Linked DNA regions of Mus musculus: region 2 is linked to region 1. Evidence: chromatin loops called from intact Hi-C (ENCODE). Cell type or tissue: left cerebral cortex. All regions are shown on one strand. Links, peaks and the distances in the headings refer to the core of each region. The heading gives the core; the rest is flanking DNA.

Evidence for each region. Peaks named below come from ENCODE experiments on the same cell type or tissue, not always from the same donor. Only the 100,000 strongest peaks of a DNase experiment are listed, where the experiment ranks them.
Region 2: a loop joins it to region 1, with 2.4 times the contacts of the local background. A loop is called at or near these places in 4 of 42 quality-filtered maps.

What each region holds. Positions count from the first base shown.
Region 1 is chr14:69,845,699-69,861,345 of GRCm38, forward strand. It overlaps Pebp4 (phosphatidylethanolamine binding protein 4), which reads left to right. Exons shown (of 7, transcript NM_028560.4): 2 at 1,785-1,993; 3 at 5,930-6,056. The coding sequence starts at 1,797. Among named protein-coding and RNA genes, the nearest start is that of Pebp4, 13 kb to the left of the region's middle. In left cerebral cortex, for the core only: a CTCF peak has its summit at 7,374 (motif pointing right); a DNase peak (open chromatin) is centred at 7,377.
Region 2 is chr14:70,315,444-70,331,090 of GRCm38, forward strand. Slc39a14 (solute carrier family 39 (zinc transporter), member 14) reads right to left here. Exons shown (of 10, transcript NM_144808.4): 3 at 3,219-3,497; 4 at 995-1,181. The coding sequence starts at 3,482. Among named protein-coding and RNA genes, the nearest start is that of Slc39a14, 28 kb to the right of the region's middle. In left cerebral cortex, for the core only: no CTCF peak of the experiment used is centred there; DNase peaks (open chromatin) are centred at 8,524 and 9,523.

The sequences.
Region 1 (15,647 bases), core at 2,804-10,803:
CTTCGATACACAGATGCTTTTGAATATCTTCATTTCCAAAGCAGCTCATCCCCAGATGCTCCTTCTGAGCTATATTTCAATCTGTCATCTTTGTCCCAGGTATCCGCGGGTCCAAAGTCCCGGTTGTGTCTTTTTCCTCAGTTGAGACTTGAGTTAGATGACAGTCTTGTGGGTCTATCTCCAGTTGGTTAAAGAAAGTAAAGTTTATTCTGTCCTCTCCAGTTTGAGAAAGGGTGCCAGGAATCCAGCTGCCATCTCCCCTAGGCAATGCCATCCTCTGGCTCTGGATGACCTGTAATAAGCTTTGTGAAAACAGGCACAACAATTGGCCCACATGCCTTAACCTGGCACGTAACTACTAGGTAGAGGGATGGATGGATGGATGGGTGGGTAAATGGGTGGATGAATGCATGTGTAAGTGGATAGATAGAGATAGACAGTTGAATGAGTGGATAGATGGATGAATGGGTGATAGATAGTTGAATGGGTGGTTGGGTAGATGGATGATAGATAGATAGATAGATAGATAGATAGATAGATAGATAGTTGAGGGGTGGGTGGATTGATGCATCTAGGGAGTGGAGCTTGGGAGCTTACCCCAAATGAACACTTACTGTAAGACCCTCTCCCTTTTCAGTGACCGACACTTCCTTTCCTTGTTCAAGTGGTCCTGACAGTAAGTTCTCAGGGTGGAGAGTCACACGTGTCTGTCATGCTTCTGAGTGTGAGACTTAAAAATTCATCTAAGTTTGTGGGGCCAAAAGGGAAGCTTCCCTGCTAGAGTTTAGGGTCCTGGAAGCAGAAGCAGAAAAAAAGAGTTCCTCTCAGAATCAGCCATCAAGTGAGGGTTGAGGGTATCAGGGGGCTTTTGACTTGCTCTAGTGAGGGGGACACGATGTAGCTCAGTGAGGAAAAGTCCCTCCTATCGGCCTGTCAGTTACTAGAGGGTGGGAGCACAACGCCCCCCACCCCCATATCAACAGAGTGGATCACACCTATCCAGCCTCTGTCTCAGACTCCAATCCATCCGAGTTCCCTACCTCAGTGGGGCTACTTTGAGCTCTGAGGAGGAGGAGCAGTGTTTCAGCCCAGGGACCTTTATTCCCTGCGCAAATTTGGACAGACTCTTCCTGCTCACCTTTGCACTTTATCCTGCCCATTTCTCGAGATGCTGAGCTCAGCACACTGCCAGGTACAGCCAGGTGTGTCCCCAGGTAGCATTTTAGAGCAGCTCTCTGGTAAAGGCCCCATCCTGCTTAGCAGCCCCTATTACATAGGGTCGTAGGGTCGCTCCGTCCAACCATCTCGACGTTCTGGTGGCTCAGAGGCTATGGACACAGGTAGCAGAGAAGCTGGAGACAAAACAGAACAGTTGAAGGATATGTAGAACTGTTAAACCCAGAGCCCTCTCCAGCTTGGAGTCAGCTCTGAAGCCCAAGGTTTGGGCCCTCAACTTACTTGTCAAGCATTTTTTTTTGTCACACACTTTTCTTCAGACCTAGCAGCCTGAGGAGTAACAACTGGAGTTATGTCCTGCTAGGGAGGGACCTCGGCCAGAACAGTAAACAGAGTCCAGCTCGGAGCAGGTCCAAGTCCTCCCAAAGTACAGACAGCGGGGTAGCAGACCAATGGCTGGAGCCCAGATTGCTGGCACCCTTCTGCTGTGCTTATCAGACAGAGCTCTGGCTACCAGGAGGATCCCTGGAGTCCCCGGCCCAGGGTCACAGAATCACTTCAGGTTTTTTTTTGTTTGTTTGTTTGTTTTGCTCTGTTATTCCTTTTAGTTGCCAAGAACTATGACAATGAAGCTGGTCGCAGCAGCACTTTGCTTGAGCCTCCTTGCAGCCGGCCTGTGGGTGGGCCTCTCATTGACAGCTGAGTCCATTGAAGAAGGGAAACCTGGAGGAGAGAAACCTGGAGGAGGGAAACCTGGAGGCAGCGGACGAGGATGTTTTCTCCCACCACTGCCAAAAGAAGATGTTTCACTATGCAGGTGAGCAGAGCAGGTAGGGTGGGACGGGGTGGCCTCCTGGAGTGTGAATCTAGAATTCAGTGGTCCCCGTGGCTTAGCCAGCTTTTGTGAGAGTGGGCATAAAGTCTGGAGACCGACTCAACGGAGCGAGTGCTGAGTGGAAGACTGGATAGATTTACAGCCTAGTCATCCAAACCCACCAGAAATCCCCCTCCCTGGGACTTCTGAGACCAAGCTGCATGTGAACGGGGGTGGGGTGGGGGGGGGGGAGGCAGGGTGGGGGAAGCAGAAGAAAGAAGTACTCAGAGTCAGAGTTTATTTGTCAATAGTAGGCCTGTGTGTGTTTTGCCAGGGAGCCCTCAAGGGATTATGGTCCCAACTGGAGCTGAACTACCTGCATTCCTTCGGGAGGCACAAGTTCCCCTCATGCAGGGTGGTCACCAGCTGCAGGCCCTGGAATTCTGCACTCGCCTCATTGTATATAGGTTAGAAACCCGGGTCTTCACTTTGCCAGTCTCGTGGGCCACCCTGAGCTTCCCCTTTTCCTTGTCACTTTTCTGCCACCCCCACTCCCCCCTGCCAAGTTGGTGACTGAGGAAAACTTGAGGCAAAATAGAATCACCATGGAAGAAATGCCAGTTGAGGAATTGCCTCCATCGTACCGGCCTGTGGGCATTTATCTGAGTAACCATAGGTGTGGGAGAGCCAGGCATGCTTACTGTGGATAACGCCACCCCTAGGCAGATGGTCCTGCGAGTCTTATAAGAAGGCAAGCTGAGAAAACCTTGGAAAACACAAGCCAGTACGCAGCATTCCTCCTTGGATTCTGCTCCAGTCTCTGCCTCCAGGTTCCTGCCTCGGATTCCTCCATGATGGAGCGCCAAGTATTAGGATGAAATAAATCCTGTTCTCTCCCAAGCTGGTCTGGCCGGTGCTTTAGCGCAGTAACCGAGAGGAAACCAGGACATTTTCTAGACAGTAACGCCAGCTAGGGACCACGTGCTCAAACGCAAGATCCCATATCTTGGGGACATTTCTCATTCAAGCCACAAGGCCTTTGTGACAGGTGGCCTTGGAAATGAAGACACAGCATGGACGTGTCCACCCCAAGGACAGAGCAGTACCCCTGTGCTGGTTCTCTCCTGAGGAGTCCTGCTTAACTTAGCTTCTAGCCTCGACCAGGGAGCCTGTCCCTCTTGTGGAGTCTGGCAGGGGGTTCTGGAATGTTGGACTTAGTACTCAGAGGCAGGAATCCATAAGGGAGAAATGTTACTTCTGCTTCGTGTGGAGATAAAATATCACTAAGGAAATTTTTTGGGGTGGGAGGGCAAGGTCTTACCTACATTTGGCAGAACCTAGGCTCAATCTCAGCAGTGTGGTAGAGCTGTGATTATCCATCTGACTGTCTTTGGTGCCCTCCATGACTGCAGCCAGTGTGCACAGAAAGTCCTAGGGGGACCTCCCCCCCCATGGGAGCATCTCCCAAAGCCGCAGCAAGGATGTCAGCCCTTCAGAGCACCCCATCCCCTTACCTCCAGGCTCAGGGCTCTTCCTTAACCTCAGCCCATCCCCTCCCCCCCAACTTTGCTTAAGGAACTGCCCAAGACAATGGCAAGTTCTCTCTTATTAAAGGACAACATTTTTACGGGTGTGTAAGTTTATAAATACCTTGCTACCCACCCATACGCCTTGTCATGGAAGGCAACAAGAGCATAGAACTAACTCCCCAGAGCCCTGTCAGGCCCTGTCAAGCAGTTTCTCTGCGCCCCCCCCCCCCCCGCCCCAGCCCAGCCCATTCACCAAACAAGGTCGCTGACATCAATTGTTTAACCCTTTTAGCTCCACCAGGATGAGCAGGGGGAGACCTACTATGGGGTGGGGAGGCCCCTCTGTCTTCAGTTGACCTCCTTCTGACCCTCAGTTTCCCCGAGTGCCTGCCACATGCAGACTGTCTCTCTTTTGTCTGAGAGATCCCCCTCTATCTTGCTAGCTGCAATGAACAGTTGTAGAGGCAGAAGTAAGCCGAATAGTCTTTAGAGTGCTGCTGTGCATAGAAATGAAAAAGAAAACCCATCCCTGCCTGGTGGTGGTGGCGCATGCCTTTAATCCCAGAACTCAGTGGGCAGAGGCAAGCTTATCTCTGTGAGTTTGAGGCTAGCCTGGTCTACAGAGTGAATTCCAAGACAGCCAGGACTACACAGAGAAACCCGGTTTCAAAACCAAAAAAACCCAAACAAAACAAAACAAACAAACAAACAAAAAACCCCCAAAACAAAACAAACAAACAAAATAAAAAAAGAAAGAAAAATCTATTCCCAAAGATGTCTTCGAAACTGCCCAAACTTTGTCACCCCAAAAGAGTGTTGCACACGTGCAAAAAGTTAAGAGAAACAACTAATACTCCTGCAGTGTTGATTTGGACAATTCATACTGCTCCTTCCACTCTCTGGAAGGACAGAGACCAAGTCTAGGTGGTGGGGGTGCCCACCCACCAAAGCACACCATGTGTGGTTTACCAGCTGCTCTGGACCCAACTGCCTCTCTCCAAATTTGATCCTGGAGCTACTGAAAGCACTGAGGAGCAGGGGCTGGAAAAAGGCCATGTGGGTCTCGCTAGGAGGCTACCCTTGGCCTCCTCTCAACTCCTACAGGAACACTCCTGAAGATATGATCCTCAAATTACATTCTCCCTGGGTGTCCTTCAGGTATAACGCCAGCAGGGCATGGTGGTGTAAATAGCCATTGTCTATTTAGGGGCTAGCTCAGCTGTGTTGGGGTACCGGGAAAGGCTGGGAAACACAAGCCCTGGTCTCTGTGTAATAAGAATATTCTGACAAGCTCAGGCACGGTGTCCTCATAGGCCCAATTCAGTCAATTTTCTACTCCATTGGCAGGTTCCACATCTGTGGGTTCAGCCAGTCCTGAGTTGGAAATGTTTGGGCCAAGGGACCACCTCTGAATCAGGCCCACTCACACGTTTCGTAAGCCAAACACTTAGAAGGTACACTGTCACAATTGCACAGCTCAACCCACACAGCTTCCTATATCAGCAGGTATATGAACACAAGAGACCAAGAGCAGCCTGGGCTGTATAGGAAGTCCCTGTCTCAAAAAGAAAAAAGGAAAAAAAAAATGGCAGAGAATATGGGAGTGTAGCTCAGTGATAGAGTGCTTTCCCAGTATGTACAAGACTCTGGGTACCACACATGTGTATATGCATATACACATGCATACATAGGGATATGTATGCACATACACATGCATACACATAAACACATATACACATGTATAGACACATATGTAGATATACACCCAAGTACACACATAGTATATGTGTACTTGTATATGTGTATATATTTATGTATGTGCATACAATTGCACATATACACACACACTATATATATGCATACACTTGCACACACACATTGCTTCAGTATTGGGCAAGTACAGCTCTTTGTTTACACTTCCTAAAGGGTACTACCACACAGCAATTTTGCTGTATGCATCATAAACACTACAGAAATGAGCTGACTACACAGAAAGACATGTGTGTGTGTGTGTGTGTGTGTGTGTGTGTGTGTGTGTGTGTGTGTGTGTGAATGCAGACATCATACCACTTTCTTGAGGGATTCACACATCTGAGAGTGAGTCGATCTTTGGCATACTAAGGATGACAACTCATAGCATGCTAGGCTTTGCTCTACCCACTGACCAGTGCTGTGTCCTCACACCAACCACATGAGGTAGACACTGTCCCTGTCTCAGGCAAGTAGACCCTGGGACAAAAGCATCGGGTCTCAGTCCCACAGCTCTGGGGTCACACAGCTGGTTGGTTGTCAGGTTTAGAATTTAACTCCTCTCAACTCTGCATGCTCAGTGGTGCTGGACTGCAGTAGCCTTGTGAACCCCGGGATTCGCTGAAACCCTGACATGACGTGACTGCCCCTCTCTCCGTAGGAACCTAGAAGTTTTCTACATGGAGATGGGGAACATCAGCTGTAAAATTGTTCCTAAGTGCAATCTATACAGACAGAAGATCACGGCCTGGCAGGCGCCGATAGTCAAGTTCCACACGGCTTTGGATGTGAGTGAACTGGGTTGGCTGAAGGAGAACGTGGGGCCCTGACTTGCCTTTAGTTCACTTTTCTTGGGAACTTGGAGGGCCAGGTTTGCAGGAGTCAGGCAGCTATTGCCTGGAGTGGTGGTCAACCTCCCTAATCCTAATCCTTTATATAGTTCCTCATGTGGTGGTGACTCCCAACCATAAAATTACTTTTTGTTGCTACTTCATAACTGTAATCTTTACTATAGCTATGAATCATAATGTAAACATCGGATATGCAGATGGTCTTAGGTGACCCCCGTGAAAAGGTCATTTGACAAGCCCCCAAAGGGGACGTGACCCACAGGTTGAGAACCACTGGCTTGGAGGTTGTGTCTTTCCTACGGTGGACTCATGGCTGAAAGCTCTGGATTCTTGAAGTATGCAATGTGTCCTTCTGGTGTTTGAAATCATCTAAAACAGGACACCAGAGTCTTTTGGGAACTGTGACTACTTCTTTTCCTGGAAAATAACTTTGATACCTGTTCTGGAAACTTCCTTGGGCTCGAAGGTTCAGAAAGCTTAGGGACAGACCATGCAAACGGGAAAGAGGGGAAGTTTCCGATTTCATCCTTCTGGTTGTTGTTTTCCTCTTGTTGTCTCCTGGCCCAGACAGAGCCCACAAGGCATCAGTGGCTGAGGCTGGGGTACCAGTGTCCAGAAATGACATGGCAAGTCACAAGTGTGGGTAGACAGAAGGTGCTGACCCTTCTGTGCAATAGGGCAGGAAGGGACTACAGGGTTCTTTCTCCTCCCCAGTGCGGCCCCAGAGGCCCCGTGCCACCCACCCTGATCAGGCAGATCAGACCTGGCAAAACAGGTAGCCAGGGAAGCAGCATCACCAGGGTTGCTCATGAGGGTGGGTCTGGCTTGTCTGTCTCCCTCCAAGTGCTTTCACTACTGGAGATCAAATGTGACGCCTCCCAGTTGATGCGGCTGATATACAAAGCTGTGCTGGCTTACCTGGGGTACAACTGTGACACTACACACCTTTCCAGTGGGCAGTCTTCCCTCCAGGACACTGAGCAGCAATACCCCCTCCCCCACTCTCCCTCCTCGCTGAAGACCTCAGCCAATGTCATGCCTAGGAACAGAGTCAAGAGGAACAGAGAAAGGACAGCTACTGCTGCTACACTGGGCAAGACTCCAGCCCCACCCCACTCCCACCCCGGCCCAACGTATTCTATGGAAACCCAGCATAGCCCTGTAGGGTGAGACCTTTGTCTTCACCAAAATTTATTAGTTCATCAATCCCTGGGGAGTCGCCAGCTCTGTGTTGCTATTGCTGCAGGGGCCCACTAGGTGGAGCTGTAGACTGCCAAGTTCCTGACCTCCCCTGGAGGGAGGAACTGGAGACCAGTTCTGAGTCTGGTTTCACTGAGTTTACACTGATGTCCTGGAGCATGCATGCAGAAGAGAGAAGTGTGTGTGTGTGTGTGGGGGGGGGGAGGGGTCTGCCTCGTCCAGAAATCTATTGTCTCAGCCTGCAGGTGAAGGGTAGAAGTGAGAGAAAAGAGGCTTAACGCTACCAAGGAGAATCAAGACTCACCAAGGAAGGTTTGGTGGAAGCAGAGGGCAGAAAGAAATAGGAGTTTTGTGCTAGCACAGATCTAATGCTTTCTGAAAAATGTAAGACTCAGGGGAAGGTAAAGCCAGGGGTACTGAGAAGCTTGCACTGTGTGGCACTTGATGCTGGGCCCTATTTATGCTGTGGGTCCATTCAATTCTGTCATCAGACCTGTGAACAAAGCATTTGCTTTTGTAAAGGGGTTAGTGGTAAGTACCAGGATCCTTGCTGGATGGTGTTGCTAGTGCCCAGACCAAACAATGGCTTCCATTCTCTCTGCTAGATCCCCAATGGAATGTCAGGAGCTGCTTGTGAGAAGAAGCAGGGAGAGGGGCTGCGGTCCGGGGGTGGGGTGGGGTGGGGGGGAAGCAAGGGTTGTTCTGATGTGTGTAAAGACCTAGCGGTGCTGAGCTGGGTGGTGGCAGTGCTAGGCTCAACACTAGAACCCTGGGCTCTGGAGGCCAATCACTCCCAAGGGCTCTGAGGGGGATTTGAGGGAGGGGATGCTGAAAGCAAGCTCCTCTGGTGAAGACGGAAAGGAGGGTGGGGAGGACAGAGGGACTGTCCTTAAAGAAGGTGGCAGTCTGCCGGAGCTCCCTTGAAGAGTTTCAGGGAAGAGGCAGCTGTAGCGGAACAGGTGGAGGCAGAGAGGAAGAGGTGCCATATTGGAACAAGGTACCTAGAAAGCCAGGCGTGGGTAAGAAGGGCTCGATTCTTCAGCTAGAGGAGGAAGTTATTGCCTCAGAGTCCCCAGGGTTGATGGGAAATGGTAAGAGTTGGCACACGGCTTAGCGGAAATACCACCTCATTTCCAAATTTAAGTGACCAGCGTTGCTCAACTGTCAGGGGACTTGCCCACCCCCCACCCTGCCAAGCAAGCCCTGAAGCCTTGGCAGAAGTATGGGGCAGGCCTCTGTTGCCCCATCTCGGGGGTGGGGTGGGGTGGGGGTGGGGAGTACCTGCCTTTCCATACCACTGCACAGGCTTCTCCCATCTTTGAGCTTTGCTTCCACCTCCAGGAAGCCTTCCCTGACTACTGGCTCTGAACTTTACTTTCCATTCTTGCTGATGTCTTGCTCCAAGCTCTCTAAGTATCCCTGATGTCATCAACAGAGCATTTGCACTCCTTCTGTCGCTCATTCATATCTTGTAGCACAGCGACCACCTTGTAAACACTGAATCGCTTGCGGTCCCCCATTGGCACGGCAGACCCCTGTGCTGGCTGGCTGGGTAAGAAGGGAGTGATTGACGAGAGCGGATGGACGCAGATGGGCAGATGGACGGATCAATCAATGAATGGTGAATAGGTGAATGGACAGATGGATAGATGAATGGGTAGATAAATGGATGGGAAGCCAAATGGATAAGTGGGTGGATAAATGGATGGATGGAGATGTAAGTGTATGGATAGATATATAGATGGACAGAGAGTTGAGTAAGTAGAAGGATGGATGGATGGATGGATGGATGGATGGATGGATGGGTGTGTGGAAGAATGGATTGGCGAGTGAGTGGGTGGATAGATGGATGGATGAATGAAAACAAATGGCATGCAGAAAAACGTTTCCTGGTGCCTAAGCTACGAACAGTAAGCCCCGCTGCTCACCCATTAAGCTGTTTGGTGTCCTTGGCACTGAAGAAAAACTTCTGAGACCAGGGTCTTATTCTCTGACCAGGTGAAGGTGGCTGGGAGTGGGAGGGAGAGGTAGTAGGAAGGAATGGGGAGAAAGCCAGAGGTCCTCAAAGAGGCAAAGGAATTTAGGAAAGAGGATGCGTCCCATGCCATCTGTGACTGGAGAGCTGAGAGCCAAGAGCAGGCTGGTTGGGGAGGGGAACTTTTCTTCCCCTGGGTCCCCTCCCCTGGTGGTTCTTTCCGACAAACATTAAGTGACTCGACATTTGAAAATGTATCCCGTTCTCCAGCCAAGGAAAACTGAAAAGCCCTGAGAAGCATCCTGACTGAAGCCTTATTCTTCTCCTTAAATGTAACCAGCTGGAATCCTTTTGAAAGGAACAAATTGCCCTTAAGTGGGGACTGTGCACTGCGCTTGAGGAACGGAACAAAAGCCACAGTGCTCTGTCCCGCTGTCCCTTAGGTTGCCAATCAGGATCCTGAAAGCAAGGGACCTTGAAAGTTCTCCAGAGCTGCTCAGGCACCCCCCACCCCGCGCGCGCGCGCGCGTGCGCACCACTGCCACCCCTGTCTGTAGGAGCACGTCTGTGTTGCCATTGCCCTAGGGACCACCCCCTTGCCCACACTGTGGAGACAGCTTTCTTAGGGCCTAACAATCTGGAGACAGGCACCTTTGCAGGCAGCCACGGACTGCCTTCAGGGCTCTCAGATCTCCCAGGCCTTCCCCAGCCTTCTCTTTACACGCTGAGTGAAACTAAGGAGCCTGCGACAGGCACAGAAGAGTTCATACAGGGCTTCAGAAACTCTAGATAATCTCTGGCAGAGTGGCCTCTTTTGGAAGGGGCAGGCAGATTTATGGGGCCCGGAAGTAGGCCTTCCTAGCAGAGTGGGGGCAGCCTGTACATGCCTAAGGGGGCTGCCGACTGTAGACATTTGCACAAGGGTCTGTGACCTCAGAGGCCAGCCGCGTTGTCAGCCACCTAAGGTGACTCTCATTCTGTACATCCAGGGCCATGTAAGCTCTAGAAGATGCCACCCATCATAGAGCTTCCAGGACAAGTGGAGGAAGCAGGCAGGTAGCCCCAAAGCAGAAGGACGTGGGTGTGGGCCACGACTAGTGAGGGACAGACAATGGCGGGAATGGCCAGGTGAGAAAGTGACATGTGAGAGGCCGCAAGGCCCTAAGGCTTATCTTGAAGCCACTACTATCTCTTGTTTAGGCTGAGGGCTGGGAGCAACTTCGGAAGGGCAAGGTCACTGTGGCAGCAGATGGGGGTGGGGGAGGGGAACCTGAAGGAATGCAGGGCCAGTGGAGTAAGAGATGTCAGGGTGGTGGGATCCATGGGGTGCCCTGTCTGGGGGGGAGATCAGGGGAAAGGTAGAGTGGGTGGAATCCTGGGTTTCTGGGAGAGATGAGCATGTGGGTTTGAGTGAGACTGAATACCCGACATTCCCTTTGAGAATGGAGGCAGCATTGATTATATTCATGCCTCCATGTGGTCTCCTGGGGCACAGTCCCAGCCGGCATCCGTGCCCACTGATCCTGAGAACCTTCACCAAGCAGGAGACACAAAGAAGCCTTCCTTAGATCTCCAGAGACAGCGTCTGGCACCAGCAAGTTCTATTGTTCAGTGTCCCAGGACCTTGGGTGTGGAACAGGGACAGCTGCAGACAGACACACTTGTCTGTCTTGTCTGGTTGATGTCACACAGAAAGACTGGGTGGGCTGGACACCTGGAAAGGGGTCTTCAGTGCCCAAGTCCAGGGAAATCTATAGAAGACACCTCTCTCTCCGGTAAAGGATATGGCAAGATTAGAGGGCGCTGGCCAGAGGTGTCAGGGTAGATAGGTGGTGAAAAACGAGCATTGGACCCAACCACAAGGGAGTCGTTGGTGACCCTCATGAGGGCACTAGGGAGAGAATGAGAAGCGGACATTGTGGAGTAGGCTAGTTACTCATAACAGTCAGCTAAAAGAAAAGGACACTCAGGAGTGTTTTAATCTCACAGGACAGAGCAAATAGGTAGGGCAATGCCAAACTGGAGGAGAAAGAGGAAGCACAGGCAGTCCTGTTGGAAATGTTTGCATGGATAGAGACAGACATCGAGGGGCAGTCAGCAAGGAGGGCTTTCAACTGGCGCCATCAACCTTGGAACTGACTGGACCACCAGAAGCAGGAACTCCCAAAGGGCCAGGAAATGGAGCAGAGGAGAAGCTGACAGCCTGGGGCGGGGGCCTGTGTGCTGGAATCCAGCCAGCAGACCCCCAACTCCAGGGTATAGAAACGATGTGGGATTGTATCCTAGAAATGCGTGGAAGAGCTTTTGGTCACAGACCATGAGGGATCCTCATGCTGTCGGGTGTGGCAAGAGAGGGAAGGAAGGAAAAGGAGAAGGGGAGAGGCAATAGCCATGGGGAGAGATCATGATGCCTGTGTCCCCTTCCATCCCCAGAGAAGAGAGGGAATCACAGCAGCCTAGAACCTGTGAGCAGAAGAAAATGTATGACAGGGTGAGGGGACCACCAGCAGGAAGGCCACCACCGAACCTAACAATGTTTTAGGGAAGACCTGAGAAGCTATGACCGTTAACTTGCTAACTAGCAGCCAACCAGAGCTTCATACATGGTACCAATTAGTACTGGATGTCACTATAAGAAGGGGTAAGGTGCTTTGCAGTTTGTCTTCTGAAAGGCAAAGCATTTAGGAGAAAAGCACAGCTCCTCGTAGAGACTTCGGGGTGCCTGTGTGGTTGGAGGCCAAACATGGGAGCCCACGAGGATGAGGCTGTAGTTGCAGGGGTGCTGATAGGCAGAGTTGAACTCCGGTGGGCAGAGAGCATCAGCCATAGACTGAGAGATGCATCCAGGAGACTCTGCTCAGGTGTCACTGGCTTCTTAGCTTGAGTGGTCCAGCCTGTCTGTGTCTCATTTCAACCTAGGCCACATGTGCCTGGGGGACACAGCAGAGCCAGGTGGTGATAAGGGGGGGGGGCAAGAAATTCTGACAGGTGAAATAAGAAACCCCAGACAGCAGACAGGCCCATTCATCTTTCATATATAATCTTGTCTCTGAAATCTACCCTGAGAACATCACCCAGTGCTTATATGTAGACTTGGGTACCATTCACTCACCGATCCACGTGTCTGTCCATGTACACCCGCCATTCATTCCTCCATCCCACCCCACATATCCATCCCCATCTCTGTTTATCCCACCATCCATCCATTGGAGCTAATCTTGATGGGGGATTTGCTTTCTGTAACTCCTGTTTCAGGAGCAAGGGATACAGACAGCAGACCCCTGCCCTGCCCAGATGTCTCAGAATAGCAAAGATGTCCACCACTGCTATTGGGTGCTCCTTAAACCCTGAAAGTGGAATGGGGGGCATAACAACCAACCACAGAGGAGCTCCCTATAAACGAGATGTAATGGCACATTCCTGTCATCCCGGCCAAACTCAGGGTACATCCTCAGCTTCACGCTGAGTCTGAGGCCAGCCTCAAGAAACAAACATGTCACAAAAACTAAAATAAAACAAATTGCATGCTAAGTGACTTAGGTGTTCTTCCAGCGTGGCAGCTTAGGTAAGCTCCTTGGTTGACCTTTTGCATAGTTCTCTTTATTCCGTCCCCCACCCCCTCATCATCTTCCTTGTTGATGAACTCAGTGTTTTAGGGCTTGAAGAACTTCTGGCCAGACCTGAATCTAACCCCAGGGGACTCCACTGCAAGTGCTGGCTGATGCTTGCTCAAGGAACACGGCCATCTGATGTCTGGTCTCAGCTGAGGTTCGCAGTCAAGGGTTGAGGAAGTGCTTGCAGATGTTTTCAGATCAAATAGTGTCTCTTTGAGCAGCTGTGTGGGCTGCTGCATGGACGGGCACATGGGACCTTGCAAGGAGAGTTCAGTGGGCTTGCATCTGGTCGAGAAAAAAAGGCAGGAGTGTGTGTGTGTGTGTGTGTGTGTGTGTGTGTGTGTGTATCCACCCGCCCACCCACCCACCCACCTGCCCGCCTGTCTGTCACTGGACAGGATCTGGTCACAGTGGTCTTTTGAGCACCAGCAAAGGCTTCTTAGCGTCTTAGCTTTTGTTGTTCAGAGGGTCGAGCACATGCATTTTCAACGCCACCGAGAGTTGTCTGTGCTCACCAGAGAGAGAAGGCAGTGGGTCCAAAGAGGAGTCTTGAGAAGGAGTCTTGCAGATTGTTTTAAGAGCTACAGTATGTCATCTATCATCCACACCTGCACAGTGTGGTGGGGAAGGAAGGAGAGGGGCCGGAGGTGGGACAGTAACAGCAGGCAGTGCAGTGTGAATGGCTGTCTGTTACTCTGACTTTAAAGATTCCTCTCACTCTGCAGGGACCAGTGTACACCGTCACTTTGGTGAGCCCGTTGAACATCATGCAGTCCACATGACACTAATCACAGCCTCGTGGGCATCGTGGGCATCCGGACGGGTCTCAGGGCCTCTGTTTTGCAAACGAGGCAGGCAACACAGTTCTGGGGGGATGGTTTCTTAATAGACTTTACACTTTAGAGCAGTCTTAGATTTGCAATACTGCAAAGTAGAAAATCAAAAGGACCCCCCTGTCTCCCTGTCCCCTTGCCCCATGTCCCCCTGTCCCCCTCCCCCCAGCTGTCACTATCCATCTATGTCACCTAGAGCTGGTGTTGTACCCACCATGCTATGGTTTTGTGGCCCCGTGATGACACGTAGCCACTGTTACAGAGTAACCAGACAGGGTAAGCTCAGTGCCCACAAGGACACTTTGTATACTCCCTGCTTAGCCCTCCTCCCCCTAACATGCCTGGCAACTGCCGATCCTTTCACTCTTTCCAATTTGCTGGTTCCAGAGTGTAACGTAGCTGGAATCATTTGCCATGTAACCTTTTCAGATTGGCAGCGCCTCTGCAGCCATCAGTCATCTGAACTCCCCTGATATCTTCCTCCAGCCAATGGCCAACTGCCCTGGGCTCAGCTTTTCCCCCATGAATTGCTTTTCCTTTAAATGGACATTTCTATCCAAGACTTTGATGTGAACAGAGGACCACCCACTTCTGCCCCTGGCACCAACTTCAACATCCTCTCTCTCTCTTTTTTTTCTTTCCCGTTTCTCTAATATAAATGTATCCAGGGTAGAGATGTCTATATGCCTGGGGAAGAAACAATCACAGGTAGCTCTGGTGAGGTGAGATCCATGCTGCGATACGGAGCAGAGTGCAGGCCACTGGGAGCTTTGTCCCTCGGTAATAACAGGGTAAGCGTCACCATTTTTCAAAGCACTTTCCCTGTTATGACAGTCATTGCTGTGTGTTCTCCGCCATGCTGTAATTTCACATTTCTTATCTCACATCAGTCCCCGTAGACAGGCGGGACAGGTGTGGGGCTCTGTCTATGGCAGGGAATTCGAGGCCTAGAGAGGCAGAGGGAGTCTCCCCAGATCCTTCCAGAGAAGACAAGTGTGGGCTGTGGGCCGGGGGTGTAACTCAGTTGGTAGATTTCTTGCCTAGCGTACACAAAACCCTGGGCCTGATCCCCAGCCCTGAATAAAACCAAGCATGCTGGTGTACTTATAATCCCAGTACTCAGGAGATGGAGGCAGAAGGATGAGTTCCAAGTCATCTTTAGTTACGTGAGTTCAAGGTCAGCCTGAACTATGTCAGAGCCTGTTGGAGGGGCACACCTTGACCTACAGCCTTATACCCGTGGTTTTGCTGCCTCCAGGCCTTATCCAAGTCTCACCACAAGCTGGGAGACATTACTTTCATGTGACATGGAGGTCAAAGCTCTGAGACCCTGGCTTCTAAGCCATTCTCTGTTCCACTTATCTTTCCGTTCCCCGACGGTCATGTGAAAACATCTTCTGGCCCTCCTCCATGGGCCAGGCTCTGTGCTGAGCGCATTAGGAGTAGATTCTAGGAGACCAAGGCACCGGAAGAGGTTTCAGCTAGACTAAGAGGGTCCAGAACTAAGCTCATGTCCAGTGTTGCCACTTCCTGGTGAGGAGAGGGCCACCTGGAGGGTGCTCCACATGGCCCAACTGCCACCTCCTGCTCTAAGAGTGCCTCCCTCGCCCCCACATCCCACACTACTTTCTTGAGCCTGCATGGCCCAGTTCCTTCCCATAGTAATGAAAAGAATACAGGCCTAGGTGCCCAAATAAATGGCTTCCCATGTTCAGGGAAGAAGCCAGAACAGGAAACAATCACTTCCCTTTGCGTACGGGCTAGGACGATTCCAGAAATGTCACGTGTCTTAACCAAGGGACAGGTGGGCGTGGAGCAGGCCAGGTGTGGTGCGGGTGGCCTGCAATACGTACAGGTGGAGAACCCTGCAATTCTTTGCTGCTTTTTTGGGTCTGCAGGGGCAGAG
Region 2 (15,647 bases), core at 3,539-11,538, 470 kb after region 1:
GTTTTAGAACCTTGCATCTGATATCATCCGAAGAGGCCAGAGGCCAACTTGAGTGAACAGAGACATGAGAGAAGTTATTAGACCCCTGATATGAAGAGTCAATTCATTTTTCGGGTGGCAATTGTTGGGGGCCTTAAGAACACAGAGGGAGAATGTCAGCCCGAGGGGGACTGGGCTGCGTCAGCCCAGGAAAAGTGAACGCGCGCCTGTTCTACTGCACCTCTGGGATGAGCTGGAAAAGGGCGTTAGAGAGCAGCGTTCCAATGGACAGGGCGATGAAGTAAGTGAGCACACGGCTGAAAAACGCTTTCTCCGTGCACGGCAGGACCAGGACTCCCAGGAGAGAGGCCAGGTTAATCAGTGAGACACTGAGGAACCCAAAGCCCCACACTGTGGAGGAACAAGAACAGACGAGGGCCTCCATTACTGAGGGAGTAACGCTGCTGACAGTGATGTAGGCATACAGAGATCCAGCAGCCCCTCAGGAAATGTCTGCTGACTCCATCTCTTGTTAGGGAAGCCTCGGGAAAACAAGGTTGAGGCTGTTATCTGAGCAGCTTACCCTTTAGAGGAAGAGACTGGAGACGCAACATGGTGGAGTACCATGAGTTAGACAGTATGTGTACTTATGATGGCAAAACAGGTTAGGTCTGGTAGCCCTTGCTAGTGCTATAGGACTTTAGAAAGGCAATCAAGGACTTACTCAGACAGGGTGAGTCCCCTCTAGGTAGAGGGGAGGTACTAAGAGGCAGTGGGGGTGGGGGGCATGGGAGCGGGAGTGAAGTAGCCAAAGGAGGTCATAAAGATTGGCACTCTTACAGTTTAATGAAAACAAAGGGTGAGTAAAAGAAAAACATATTCACATGCTGGCCAGGGTCCAGTCCACCCAGTGCTCACCAGTCAGCCCACCCAGGGTCTGGTGATGTGTGTAACAGTCTGGGTACGCGTATCCATCATCGATATCCACCATTGCCCCAATCCAGTCCGTACTTACCTTCAATGGCGCTTGGCTTCCCCTCCTCTGTCTGTTCATTCTCCTCAGACTTCTGGTTTTCTGAGGTGCAGGCCTGGGAATCCAGCTGCTGGAGAATGGTGGGGCAGAACTCCTGGAACTCACTCGCCCCGATCTGAGATCGCTCGCTCAAGTTGTGCGCCGCAAAGAGGTCTCCAGAGCTAAAGCACTGAAATCAGGAGGGGCAGAAGGGTTCTTAGAATCCAAAACTCCCGCCCTACCCTGCCCTACACGACTCGACCCTGCAGGGAACTCAACCCCCTGAGAAAGAAACAGAAAACAGACACAGCCACACTGCAGAGAATCTGGAGTCTTGTCTCCAGGGATGAGCGTCAGGAAAGCCCCACACTTGAAAGCCTGGTTTGGATCTCAGATCAGCCATGGTGAATGCTCAGGGCACACAACTATAATCTGGTTATAGAAAGATGTTTGGGGAACAGATTCCAAGGGGAACCTTAATCTTGGCTACTTGGGTGGCCAAGGCAGGAAGACCACAGCCTCAAAGAATGTCTGAGCTGCTACGCAAATTCAAACCTAGCCTGCACAGCTCAGCGGAACCCCTCCACCCCCCAGCGTGCACCCCATCCCCAAGTGAGAAAAGAATACAGTAAACAGAGTGCTGGACCTGACTTGGGCTGGCCTAGGTCCAATGCTACTGGGGGTGGGGTGGCAGTGGAGGACGGGATTCCGATCACGTGACCAGGGTGTGATTTCAGAGAGACAGGATTCTATCTGGAAACCAGACAGCAAATTTAGCTGCACTTCACAATAGCCCAGGGAGCTATTCTACTAAAAATGTAGATTATAGATACCTGTGCAGGAATATGGATGGACCTGTGCTGATTAAAAGACACAGGCACCCGTGACCTTAGGAAGTCTTGCATATTATGGGAAGTCAAATTGAGAGCGTGTGTGCGTGTATGACGTATGCACACATTCATGAGACCAGGAGAGAACACAGGGTGTCCTGTTCCACTGCTCTCCCCGCCTCATTCCCTCGAGACAGTGTCTCTCATTGTGCCTGGAACTAGGCCTGCAGTCAATAAGACACAGCACTGGGACTAGAGGTATGCATGGCTGCCCAACCTTTACCTGGGTGCTGTGGATTCAAACTTGGGTCCTCACTCTTTCAAAGCAAGGGCTCTTATCGCTAAGACATCTCCCCAGCCCACATTCTTCTCATTGTGTTTTAGTCACATAAGCCACAACCCTTCTCTGAGGGTGGTTTTACCAGGGTCCACCTCTGAGAGTTGGCCCCCCCTGGGATTACTGACCCAGAACACTGCTGCAGTCCCTAAGGCCCACGTGTAAGTCCTCTGAACTCAGCCTGCCACTCAGGCACTGCCCACGTTGGCACTCAGCCTCCCCAGTGATGCTGACACTTGTCACAGTTGAGCAGCTCTGCATGCGTGCGATGCACAGTGCCCCGGCCACTTTTCTCCTTTCAGCCCCAGCCTATTTATCCTTCAGGGTGTGGCTTCAGCATGCCTCATGCACATGACCCTCAACTTCCCTCTCTCATAGGAGAACCCCATAATTACAGTGCACCCCACAAAATGTGGTACTTCATTTTCATCCCAGCTAGCTGAGCCCCTCAACTCAACATGGTGTATGGGTCCTCCTCAGGAGCCGCCGATGCTCTTTAGCCACTGAGGACCCTAATCCTGCCTCTCCACTTCCCATAATGCTCAGTGTGAGGGGCAAAACAGAACAGAAGGACTCCGCAGGCTGACCACTACTGGGCTGCCACAAACAGCCTCAGACTTGAATAGTGGAAGATGGGATGGGAGAACATTTCAGATGAGACTGGAGACTGGACTAGTGAAACCCCTGAGACTAGAGTCTTGGCCCCCACCCCAGGAACCCCTGTGAAACCACTCCCCAGAAAAACAATTCTTCCTGCATCTGAGGGGATTATGAGGCGTGTCTGGCATGGTGTGAGAACAGGAAACTCTCCTGAGAGCCATGGTTCACCAGCACGCACTCAGGTGCAGCTGCAAAACTGTCTGGGGACTGCCGACCCTCTTCTTAACCCTTTGTGAGAGCACAAAACACCATGCAGGTAGTGGGGAAGCCTCCCTGAGGATGAAGAATATGCTGACCCCAGTGAAGATGGGAGCTGACTGCCACCAGGGTCTACCTGCCTCCCCTGGCCAAGCTGCTGGGCCCCTCTGTGTCCAACGGTGTCAACAGAGAGGAGCCTTACCGTGGAGAGGTTCCTGGGTCCTTCCTTGGGCTGGGAAACATTATCCCGGCCCACTCCCACATGCAGGTGGTCGAGCAGGGACTTCAGCTGTGTCAGGGTAAGGCTGTCATTCTTTCCATAGCGGTCCATGAGATCTTCCAGGAAGGAGGTGGCACTGAGGGGCGGCAGGCCAGCAGACGAGGCATGAGTCTGGGGGGCAGTTCTCCATATACCAAACAGCACCAACAGGAGGCAGCTTGGAAGGGCTGGGTGCAGCCGCTTCATGGTGACCACGGATACCTAGAACACAAAGCCAGGTGAAGGCAAGGTCTCTATCTCTGCCCCCACACTCAAGTAAATGTCAACTCACAGCCCCAAGCCAAGAGCAAGGGCTCTCCTCCCCTCGGACTCTGAGTAGGATAAGCATCAAGATCTGACTTAGCCTCAGTCTCTACACGCTCTACTTGACTTTGGAGGAATCCTTCTGCTGAAGGGGTAAGACAACAAGAAAAAGGACGTGCTGGGCACTGGGGTACATGCCTCCTAACACCTAGGAGGAAGAGGCAGGAGGATTCAAGGCCAGTTTCAGACACACAGTGAGCTTGAGCTATGTAGGAACCTGTTCCACCTAAAAGAAGTAGGGTTGGTAAGCTCTGTGTCAGGTAACCATGTTCCTGTAAGAAACCCTAAAGAAACTCACTGAGTCAAAGCTAACTCTAATACACACAACACACACACACACACATACACTCACACACTCCCCCTCAACCCCTGGGAAGAGAGGGGAATCAGTGGGAATGAGACAGGAGGGTACTGGAGATTGAATAAGATCAGAATGCAATATATATATAATATATATATGTGTGTGTGTGTGTGTGTGTGTGTGTGTGTGTGTCTTATTGAAACTAACACTGTGCGTAATGGGTTTCATTGTGCTAATAAAAATATTATGCTAATAAAAATGTATTATTATCATTTTATGTGTATGGCTGTTTTGGCTGCATCTGTATCCATGTACCACATGCATTCAGGCGTTCCCAGAGACCAGAGCAGGACATCATATCCTCTGGAACTGGAGTTATGGACACTTGTAAGTCACTATGTGGGTACTGGGGATCAAACCCAGGTGCTCCGCAAAAGCAGTCAATGTTCTTAACCACTGAGCTCTCTCTCCAGCCCCTAATACGAAGTCTTAAAAAGAAGAAAAACAAAAGAAACCATGGGCGGAGGAGGTTGATCTAGGTTGGCTGTACAGTTAAGAGGCCCAGAATCCATTCCCATCCAAAGCAGACAGAGAGACATAATTAATACCTGCGTTAAGGGTATGGCTTTAAACAGAAAGGCCTTACAGAAATACTGAAATAACCATGGATTAATGATATCTCAGATTCACCTCAAATTAGTCAAGGTAGGTTAGTCAGGTAGAACATCCAGATAAGATAAAACTACATTAGGCACCGGGCGTGGTGGCGCATGCCTTTAATCACAGCCCTCGGGAGGCAGAGGCAGGCGGATTTCTGAGTTCAAGGCCAGCCTGGTCTACAAAGTGAGTTCCAGGACAGCCAGGGCTATACAGAGAAACCCTGCCTCAAAAAAACAAAAAACAAACAAACAAACCCTACATTAGGCACATGGATTTCAGAACTGAAACATTTATACACAGAAGATTAAATTAAAATAAATAAAACTTTTAAAAAGGCCATAGACAGAAATGTGTTGTGGTCAATGAAATCCTATCAATTTCCTGGAACATCGTGGGGCTGTAAGAGAAAGGAGTGGCTATAATGTCCAATGTGGAAACAGGATAATATGACACAGCTAAGACTGAGAAGGAACAAAGAAGAATGAGAGCTGTCCTTGATTTTCCTGGTAATCACTCACTTCTCTTAGTACAGTTATAATTTAATTAGTGACATCTGCAGGCATGAGGAGGTGCTCCAGCACCAGAGGCCTTAGTGCATAGTGCTCCTCCTGTCCAGAACAGCACAGCATCCCCATGGCCAAGAAACAGGTCCTACTGACCACTGCCTGCCTCTGCTGCTTACAGACAATGTGATCTTGGGTAAGCTACTTATTGGGAAACATCACAGGATGATCCAGGGCAGCCTACCATAGCATAGCTATTAGCATCAAACACATGGCTTTAACTTCCTGCTCTACTACTTACGAGAGGAAGGGCACTGGGCAAGTTGCACAGCCTCAACCATCACCACTTTCTCATCTGTAAAGGTGGTACCCAGCTCACTGGATGGCTGTCAGAATTGAGCAATCAAAGTGATGGGAAGGTCCTAGCTGCTGATTACCTGAATTGAGGTGCTTGAAATTTGACTTCTACCAGTTGGGACTGCTCTGTGCTACACAGTGAGGAAAGGGGAAAAAGGACGTGTTGGGGGTTGGGAAGGAAGGAAGGAAGGAAGGAAGGAAGGAAGGAAGGAAGGAAGGAAGGAAGGAAGGAAGGAAGGAAGGAAGGAAGAAAAATGACACTCCCTTGAAAGAAGGCTAGGGAATACAGCTCAGTCATAGAGTGGTTATGGGCCTCACATGTACAGAAGCCCCAGATGTGATCCCTAACACTGGCCTAGGCACAGGGCACAAGCATTTAATCCCTTGGGAGGCAGAGGTAGATGGATCTCTGTGAGTTTGAGGCCAGCCTGATCTATATAGTGAGTTCCAGGACAGCCATAGCAAATAGTAAGACCCTGTCTCAGATGATGACAACAACAATAACAACAAAGAAAGAAAAACAGAGAAAAAGAAAAAGAAAAAGGAAAAGGAAACGGAAAAGAAAAGGAGGCTGAGAATGAAAGAAGAGAAAAACAAAAACTAACCAGCCAGAGAACAAAAAGCTGACCATCTGGCTATAATCATTCAAGACAAGATGGCTTTCCAAAGTCTGACTTTCAGCCCAAGCACAAAGCTGTTAACAGACTGTCATAAGACCCTGTAGCTGCCTCTGCATTCAACTCCTGCACTCTGTCAGTCACATACGCCACAACACATCTGAGGGTATGCTGGCTTTAGATTCCATATATGGGTCACAAACGCTGGGGACAAAAAAATGTCTTTCTTCACTCGGGAGGCAGAAGCAGATGGACTTCTCGCAAGGCCAGCCGGGGCTACATAGTAAGACCCTCGGAAATAAATAAATAAATAAATAAATAAATAAATTTTAGGGTTGCTCTTCAGTTGAATATACTTTCAGCCACACAACTGGAAGGACCAGACAGGGCAACACTCTGGATTCATCACTAAGACCCAGATTAATTGGTGCTTTGTGGAATGGATCTTGGGCAAAAATTACACTGAAACCCACTGTTCAATGGAGGTGGTTTCCCAGGCATGTAGCACATGCTCATATTCCCAGAACTTGGAAGAGGAAAGCAGGATGAGGAGTTAGGGTCAGCCTCGGCTACACAGTGAGTTCAAGGCCAGCCCGAGCTACATGAGACTCTGTAGAAAGAGAACGAACGGAAAAGAAAAATGAATGGAGGGAGGGAAGGAGAGAAAGAGGGAGGGAGGGAGGGAGGGAGGGAGGGAGGGAGGGAGGGAGGGAGGGAGGGAGGGAGATAAGTTGGCTATCCAGCCAGCCAGGTTGCGAGCTGTCTACATTTTCCTCAATGAGAGGGCTGTATGTGCGAGGGGCAGAGGTCTAAGTAGATTTAGTTAAGGAGAAATGCCAAGTGTCAGCCTTTTCCAAGGGCAGATCTTGCTATGGCCCTGGCATTCATTCATTATTCCCTTACAAAGAACCTGGGAAAGATACCTACTTAATAGATACAGAAGCTGGGATCCGGAGGCCAAGAAACAAGATCTCAAGGCAAACTGAATTTTTTATGAACTGAAGTCAGGTCTGAATGACGTCTAAGTCCTGGCATCCGCCATGGGCTCAGCATGAAGACAGAGAACATGTGCCCTGGATACTGTGGAGAACCCCAGAACTAACTCTGTAGGCCTCTGCACAGAGATCTGCCGATTTCTGTCAGCACTAGTGGGGACACTATATCCAGGCTAGGGATACCCTGAAGATCTGGGAGGAGGGGCAGCTAGGGGTACTGTGGAGGCCAAGCTATCTTACAGGGCTCTTGTTGTAGAATCTTAGAACAAAGCACGGTTCCTACTTCATATACCTTTCTCAAATTTCCCCTCAGCAACTTCAAAATACTATGGAAAAGGAAACAACAACCATTCATGTGGGCACTGTGGCTGACTTGACTTTGGCAGCTCAACCTGGTTAGGCATTCAGGTAGAGGTTGGCATTTATGATGGATTGGCTCTTCAGAGGCTTAGTAGCCCTGAGATCCCTCGCATGGCTTAGAGGGCAGCCTGGAACATTAGAGAACTGCCCTCCACCACACCACACCACAAGCCCGGGGCTAACGCCTTCTCCAGGAAACCTCTTTCCTCTCACCTTGCCACATGGCTGCCAGCCTCCTCTAGAAAACACTGCTTTTGGACTTTATAAAGATAGGGTGTGTGTGTGTGTGTGGTAGTGGTGGGGGTGGGGGTGGCTCTGAAGTGACAGCCAGTCCTTGCTGATAGGAAGACCCAGTGGGCAGAGCTCTGTCACCTGGCCTATCTCACACAAAAGTAAGGAAGCTGGGGCAGTTAGGAGTCCTTGCCCGGAGGTCTTGGAACTGCTGAGGGCACTAAAAACTCAATGACCCCGGCCTTTTGTAAGCAGTACAGGGCGAGCTCTGCTCCAGCAGAGATTTTTGGTTTTTTTTTTTTTTTTTTTTTTGTTTGTTTGTTTATTTTTTTGTTTTTCCTTAACTGTAAGTTAGTCTTGGGGGAGAAATGTTTATAAAAGACTCTTTGATGTTAGCCAGGCATGGTGGCTCACATTTGTAATCTGAGCACTTGGGAGGCAGAGGCAGGATAATCGCTAATGGATCCACATAAACTGAGTCCCAGGTCAGCCAGGGCTACACAGGAAGACTCAAGAGAGCACACGGGCAGGCAGACACTACCCAGAAAACAACCCACAACCCACAAGCAAGCAAGCAAGCAAATAAAAACCCAGATTCCCTGGAGGAAATAAAGAAAGGCAGAGAGAACACACGCAGGTCTTACCAGAGTTCCTCCCTCAGTGGTGTACAGGGGCAACTGTCGTCCTCCCAGAGAGCTGAGCCTGAGACAAGGCTCCGGTGTGTGGCTACTCAATCCAGGCCCTGCCCATTAAAGAGCGGCTGGAGTCCCGCCCCCCGCTGACCACTAGGCTCAGGGTCAGAAGTAAGGTATTCCACAGCCTCAGGTCTATCTCTAAGCACTAGACCTAAGCCTCAGGGGACAATATGACGTTCATCTCGGAATCCTGGAGCACTGTGACTGGCCCCCTGCCCATGAGAAGCTAAGCTGAATCCTGCCGGCTGTCACCCCCTCATTGGGTTCAGAAGCACCCACAAATGTGATTTTGCCAGCTATGTTGGCACACTTTTCTGCAGTATTTATCGAGCTCTGTTTTTCTTCCAGACCTAATGGAGAGAAAGAAGCAAAGCACTTCTTTGAGGTGGTGGTAACTAGGTGGTAGCTTGCCTTGAGGCTCAGTCAAGAAGTTGATCACCAAGGAGAATAGAATAGGAACTTGGAGGAACTTGGACTGGCCTAGGCTACTACTCTCTACCCAGGTTTCTTTGAGCACTGCCATAAAAACAAATAAAAACCAGACATACAGACAGACATACTCGAACAGGATCCAAGACAAACTTGGCCAAGGCAAGTTTTTCTGAGGCTACTGAGATGTGTACTTAAGACCCTTCTCCTCCCTTGTCACATGGAATGCTTCCTAGGTGACCAAACTGAATTTCAACCTCACCTAATCTTTATCTTTGAGGACAGGATGCCTGAAGGGCCAGAAGTTCCATTTCAGGAGGGCTAGCTAGAACTGGTTCTAAGATGGCTGCCCCAGTTGACCTTCCCTGACAGTCTCTGACTCACTACAATCCAAGTGTGTTGGCTAAATGACACACACTTCCCAACTGCCTTGACCATGACTAAAAAGAAAATGCTCTCTCTCTCTCAGGCCCAACTGAGACAACCCAAATGATGAGCTGAGCAAAACTAGGCCATTTCTCACAAAGGCCCCAAGCCCAGTGAGAGATAAACTGCCACCAATTCTTGGTCTTTTCCAATAGAAAGGTTATGGGGAAAACTCTTTGTGGGAGATGGGAAGGAAAGCTGCCTCTCTCCAGTAGAAGGACTCCAACACACACACACACTCACTCACTGACCTAAGGATAACTTGCCAGTCCCAGGAGACTCAGTATTCCTTCCAATGGAAATGGGGGGTACTTTACCAAAACAGTAGACTGAACCATGGCAGTATTCCAGGAATCATTCACAAGAATCCCAGAATAGAGGACAGAGTCACATCCCTGCCACACCCCCATTCTCCAGACCCAGAGAACATCGCTGAACACCCTCTGTACGCCTGTGGGAAGTGGGGAACAAGTCAACCCACCTGGTGGGAAGGAAGGGGGCGGTTCTTCTATTTTGGGGAACAATAGATCATTAGGCAAACACAGGCAAAGCCATGCATACTAGCATCACAAGATTCAAGGAAAATAGTTCTGCCCATGGCCAGAACAGTGGGCCCACCAGACGACAGCACTTGGGAGGCTGAGATAAGGGTGGGAGACAGGAATTCTAGGCAGGCCTAGTCTCAATAGTTAAATTCTATGTATAAAACAAACAAAACCAAAAAGACACAAATCATAAACGAGGGCTGAGGGGAGATAGCTCAGTCCCCAGCGCCCATGTGAGAGACAGCTATGGGAGCCAGGGCTTGTAATGTCAGCACTGGAAAGAAGAGCCAAGAGGATTCATTCCCGGGGCTTGCTGGCCAGCTAGGTAAGGTCCAGGTACAGGGGGAACACTGCCTCAAACAGTCAGGCAAGGAACTTGAAGGAAGATGCCTAACATTGGCCCCTGGGTTCCATACATACTCCTACACATGCAGATTCACTCACGTGCACACACAGGCGTGTGTACAAAAATACATGACACACACGTGCAGAGTGGAGCTAGCGTACAACAAAAGGAAAAGAGGAAGAGAGGAACCAAACGGCACCACAGAGGTACTAGAAGATAGATTATAGTTGTCAGAGAACCGAATTCTGCCAGGAACTTAGACCAGACATACCAACAAAGGAAGCTTGAGAAAACTATTGTAAGAGGGAGGAAAAACAGGGTTTCCAGTACCCACAATCATCTGCAACTCCAATGCCAGAAAATCCAACACCCTCTTCCAACCTCCACAGGCTCTTACACACATAGGATGTACATAAATTCACACAGGCAAACACACAGAAACATAAATAAATCTTTAAGGTGGGGGAAGGCATAGCCTTGGGAGGTGGCTCAGGCAGGCTTGAAATTCATGGTCCTGTCTTGCCTCAGCCTCCCAAGAGTGGTGTACAGACATACACACACCACCATGCCTGACTAAAACCCTTTTTACATGGGAGTTCATTACACTACTCTCATCTCCTTATAGTAACATTCAGCATCAGGAAATAAGCAGGAATGCACACACTACTCCGATGGAAAGGCCTGGTAGTGCTTTAATCCCAGCACTCAGGAAGCTTTATACAACCAAGAAGGTTAGGAGTTCAAGGCTAGTCTTAGTTATATAGGCCAGTATGGGCATCAGGAAAAAAACCCAAAAGCATTATTCCTTGTTGAGTCTTAAAGCCCAGGCTTGTAATCCCAACTACTCAGGAGACTGAGGCAGGAGGATTATGAATTCAAGGCAAAGCCAATGGGCCACAAAGTTGAGTCCAGGCCAGCAAAGTACATTCAAGGTTGGTTTGGTCAATTTAGTGAGAACCTATTTCAAAAAATTTAAAAAACAAACAAACAAACAAACAAACCAACCAACCAACCAACCAGTGGGGCTAGAAGTTGGCAGTTAAGTGCTTGCCTAGCAAAAGTGTAAGGTCCTGGGTTCAATTCCTAGAAAACAAACAAACAAACAAATAAGAGATTTATCCCTTGGCAAGATCTCATTAAGTTAACAAGTAGAGATTCCCAAGCATAAAAGAAATTCCCTTGCCAGGGAAGAAAATGACTTCACAATGAAATGTAGCTTGCTCTTCCTCTTTCCCTCTCTCCCTCCCCTGCCCCTGCCCCTGCCCCTGCCCTTTCTCTTTCTCTCTCTCTCTCTCTCTCTCTCTCTCTCTCTCTCTCATAAAGAGAGTTTGAGAGTGGTGCAAAGAAGGACATGAAGAGTTTGAGGAGCAAGTAAGGCAAGACAGCCTAGGTGCTGGCCCCACAAACCTGGTGTGTTGACCTGAGACCCCACGGCATATAGAAAAAGTTGTTTGCTGGGACTGGAGAGAGAGAGCACGCTTTAGTTAAGAGCACTTGTTACTCTTACAGAGGACCTGGGGTTCCATTCCCAGTACCCACACAGTGGCTCACAACTATCTGTAACTCCAGTTCCTGGGTATCTGTGCCATCCTTGGGTCTCCTCTGGCCTCCACGGGCACCTAGCACTCATCCGGCACACATCCATACAGGCAAAACACACTCAGAAACATAAAATAGAAATAAATCTTAAAAAAAATTTTTTTTTTTGGAAAGAAGCTGATTGTAGGGGAACCCATCTGCAATCCCAGCTTTTGCACAACAAGACAGAGGCTGAGAAGGCTAGCATGGAGCATCTAGCAGCTCGGGGGCCAGAGCACCCAATGCGCAGAGCTAAGGGACCCTGTCTCAAAACAAGGTAAAAGGAAAACTCTGCCCTCTGACTTCCGCACGTGATCTGTGGTACACATCCACCTACACACAGAAATAATAAAATTAAATTTTGCAAACGCTTACAAAGGCAGAAATCGTGGTTAGAAGAAATCCTTTTTTAAAAAAAATGGAGACATTCCAATAATGTAATTAGCATAATTGTGTTAGGGAGGGGAGACCAGGATGGTGCGAGAAGGCAAAAGTTCTCTGAAATAGAGTAAGAGTCAACAGGCACTGTCTAAAATTAAAAGGAGTAATTACAGACAACACAAGCACGTAACGTTGCTGGGTGGAAAATTATCTCTTGCAAAGAACATATTTCTTCAACGCTTAACAATCCCCTTTAGTTTATTGCAGTTTCTTTCTCTTCTGTTACAGTCAAGGAATTGCAAAGCTACTCCAGAGGAGTATTTATACCTATTTTTCAATGTCCATTTCTGTCTGATTATGCTTGGAAGAATCTTTGGAATACTGTCGATGTATATTTTGTTTGTGGTTTGTTTTTTGAATCAGGGTCTCTCTACTTAGCCCTTGGCTGTCCTGGAACTCACTCTGTAGACCAGGCTGGGATTCAGCTCACAGAGATATGGCGGCTTCTTCCTCCCAAGTGCTGGGACTAAAAGCATGCACCACCACAGCCCAGCAAAAGGCTAGATATTCTGAGGCCTGGAGTCGATGTGGTTTTTGCTTTGTTCTGCTTCAGCCTATTGATCGACCCCAGCGTGTGATGTGGGAATGCAGCAAGGTTAGAAAAGACAGGCACTCAGCATCACTGACTTCATCCCTTCCTCCCTTCCTTTGAAACACAGACTCACGTAGCCTCAGCTGCCCTCCATTTTATATGTAGCTGAGGCAGACTTTGCACTCCTGATGTTCCTGCCTCTGCCTCCTGAGTGCTGAGATTCTCAGAGCCACACCAGTTTATGCAATGCTGGGGACCAAACCTAGATAGATCCTTGGGCATATGAGGCAAGCACTCTGCCAACTGAGCTACATCTCAGCCCAAACTTTCTTAAGTATAGCACAAAACCTAAAACCCACTGGGCAGTGGTGGCACACTTAGGAGGCAGAGGTGGGTGGGTGTCTATCATTTTGAGGCCAACCTAGTCTACAGAGTGAGTTCCAGGACAGTCAGCTCTATAAAAAGAAACCTTGTCTCAAAAAACTAAAAACCAAACCAAACCAAAATGAAACACCCAGAACCCTACAGAAACAACTGCTGACACATCTGAACACATGAGTTCTTCTACAAACATTTCACTATAACATCTTCCTTGTTTATGGTCAAACTAACAATGACACGGTCACCTGTGCAAGTCTCTGTATCCAAAATTAGAAAGCTAGTAATTATTCTTTTCTCCATTTCCCTTTGTGGAGCTGAGGGCCTCATATATGCTAAGCAAATGTTCTACCTACCAACAGGCTACAACCCCAGCCCGAGCAGCACCCTGAAGGCACACTATTCAAGTAAAGACTGCCTCCAGAGTCCAGAGAGCTTCAAGGAGAACTATGGTGGTGCAGATCTGTGATCGGTCCCAGCTATTCAAGTGGCCAGAGGCAAGAGGATCTTCAGTTCAGGCCCTGCTTGGGCTAGAGAGTAAGTTCATAGACAGCCTAGGTACTGTAGTAGGACCCTATAGTAGGACACAAGTAAAGTGGCACATGCCTGTAATTCCAAGCATCTGGGAGGCAGAGGTAGTTTAGGTAGTCAGGAGTTTAGGCCAGCCTTAGTCATTTCATATATAGAGGCTAGCCTCTCAAGAGATCCTGTCTCACCTCCACTTCCCCCAAACAGGCCCTGCCTCCCCACCCCACCCCACAAAAGGCTAAGAATGTAGGCTGTAGGACTGAACCCGAATCACATAGGGGTGGTGGTTCCTGGGGTGCTGTACACCCACAATCTCAGCCCTCAGAAAGCTGAAGCAGGAGGATTACTTCAAGTTCAAGGGCAGCCTAGGCAGCAAAGGAAGATCCTGTTTGAAACTAGCAAAAAGAGAATAACTATCTCATCTCAGTCCCTACCCATTCATTGAATGAGCATGGTCCAGAGGCCTTACCCACCCAAGGCAAGCTATCTTTGGCCTTTCTTCACTCAAGGCAAGAGCCAATGAACAACTGGAGTTGAACTGAGTACAGATGGAATACAGCCTCATTCTCATTCTCGGCTCCAGGCATTCAAGGATTGTATTATTCCATTCCCCCCCCCCCCCATCAAACCACTTTACAGTTTTCCTACTTCCTGTTCCAGAACCTGAGCCTCAAGCTATGGCATCCCAAAGGCTACCCAGGGTAGGCAACATCCAGACAGCACAGGAGTGACAGGGGCCCACTCATTCACCCCAAGAAATCTCAGGCTGCTAAAACAGGAAGAATGGAAGACCATTAAAAAGGAAAAAAAGGTCAATGGTAACCCAGGAGCAGGGACCAGAATCAGAACCAGCAGCCTTGAGCTCACCACACAAATATCTGCTGATCTCCCTCACTGTGCGTCAGCACCGTGGAGAGGGGGTCATCAGGCCAGAGACTGGTGAGAAGGGCCTGGGGCAGCCAGCATAAACTGACCAGGAAGGCTTACTTAGCCCCAAGCTGGGCCTGGAATGAGTCTAATGACAGCCAAGCCCAGGGTTGGAACCAGACAAGAGGGGAGAAAAGCAGACTTCAGGGCTCAGGGCCCACCAGGAATCTGGGCCAGAACTTCTAAAATGTCCTCAGGCTGGGAAAGACAAGGAAGTGGTCCAAGGCAGGAAGCCAGCTCTTCCCACCAGAGCCTGGTGAGAGTTGCCCCGGTTCTCATCCCTCAACATTTCCCAGATTGCAAAAGTGTGGCCTGTTGTCCCTCTGAGTTCACTACTGTTTGCCAGACCAGTGTCCCACGTGTGGCCTGAGCAATGTGGTGCTCACTCACACCCATCACTTACATCACTGCTTAAGGAGACACTTCCAGCTTGTCATCAGAGTCAAATAGAAAAGCAAGGCCTGGCAACTCCCTCCACCTCACATGCTTTTTCTCACGGGCATTTCCATTGCATTCTCTTCCTGGGAGCCTCGGGTCACTCTGAGCTCCTCAACCATTTTGAATACTAAACTTCTTGGTCTTCCAACAAGCCTGCTTAACTAGATTTTTGTTTCTAAAAGGCGAAGAGGGTCCTCTAGTATCCCTTTGTCAACGCAAGCCTAGTACAGGGCTGAGCACACAAGGGGCCATGTGTAAAGAATTTCTGATCAAAGATGAGAGGTTTAACTTCCCATCTAACTAAAGTCTACAAGGCCCCTACAGACCAACAACATCTTCTACAGACAATCTATGTCAGTAAATGTTAGGACCATCTATTGTTCCTTTCTCTAAACTATTCTCTTATTGTGCATACAGAGAGAGAGAGAGAGAGAGAGAGCGCACAAATGTACAAACACATTTTTGTCTTGTCTATTATTTCCAGAATGGATTTTGCTATCATCTAACTCTCGAAGGCCTGAACATGTAGCCCAGGCTGGCCTTGAACTCATGACAATCCTACTAAGGACTAGGATTATGGGTAGGCATCATCACCCTGGGTACTTCACGTATGTTGAATAAACTAAAAGCCAGCTTATACCTACCAAAACTAAAAGCCAGTCCCTGCCCAGCACATGCCAGCTCCCAGAAGAGAAGGAAAATGAGTCCATGTTCAAGCTTAGCTATATAGCAAGTCAGGGCTACATGACATTGTCTCCGTA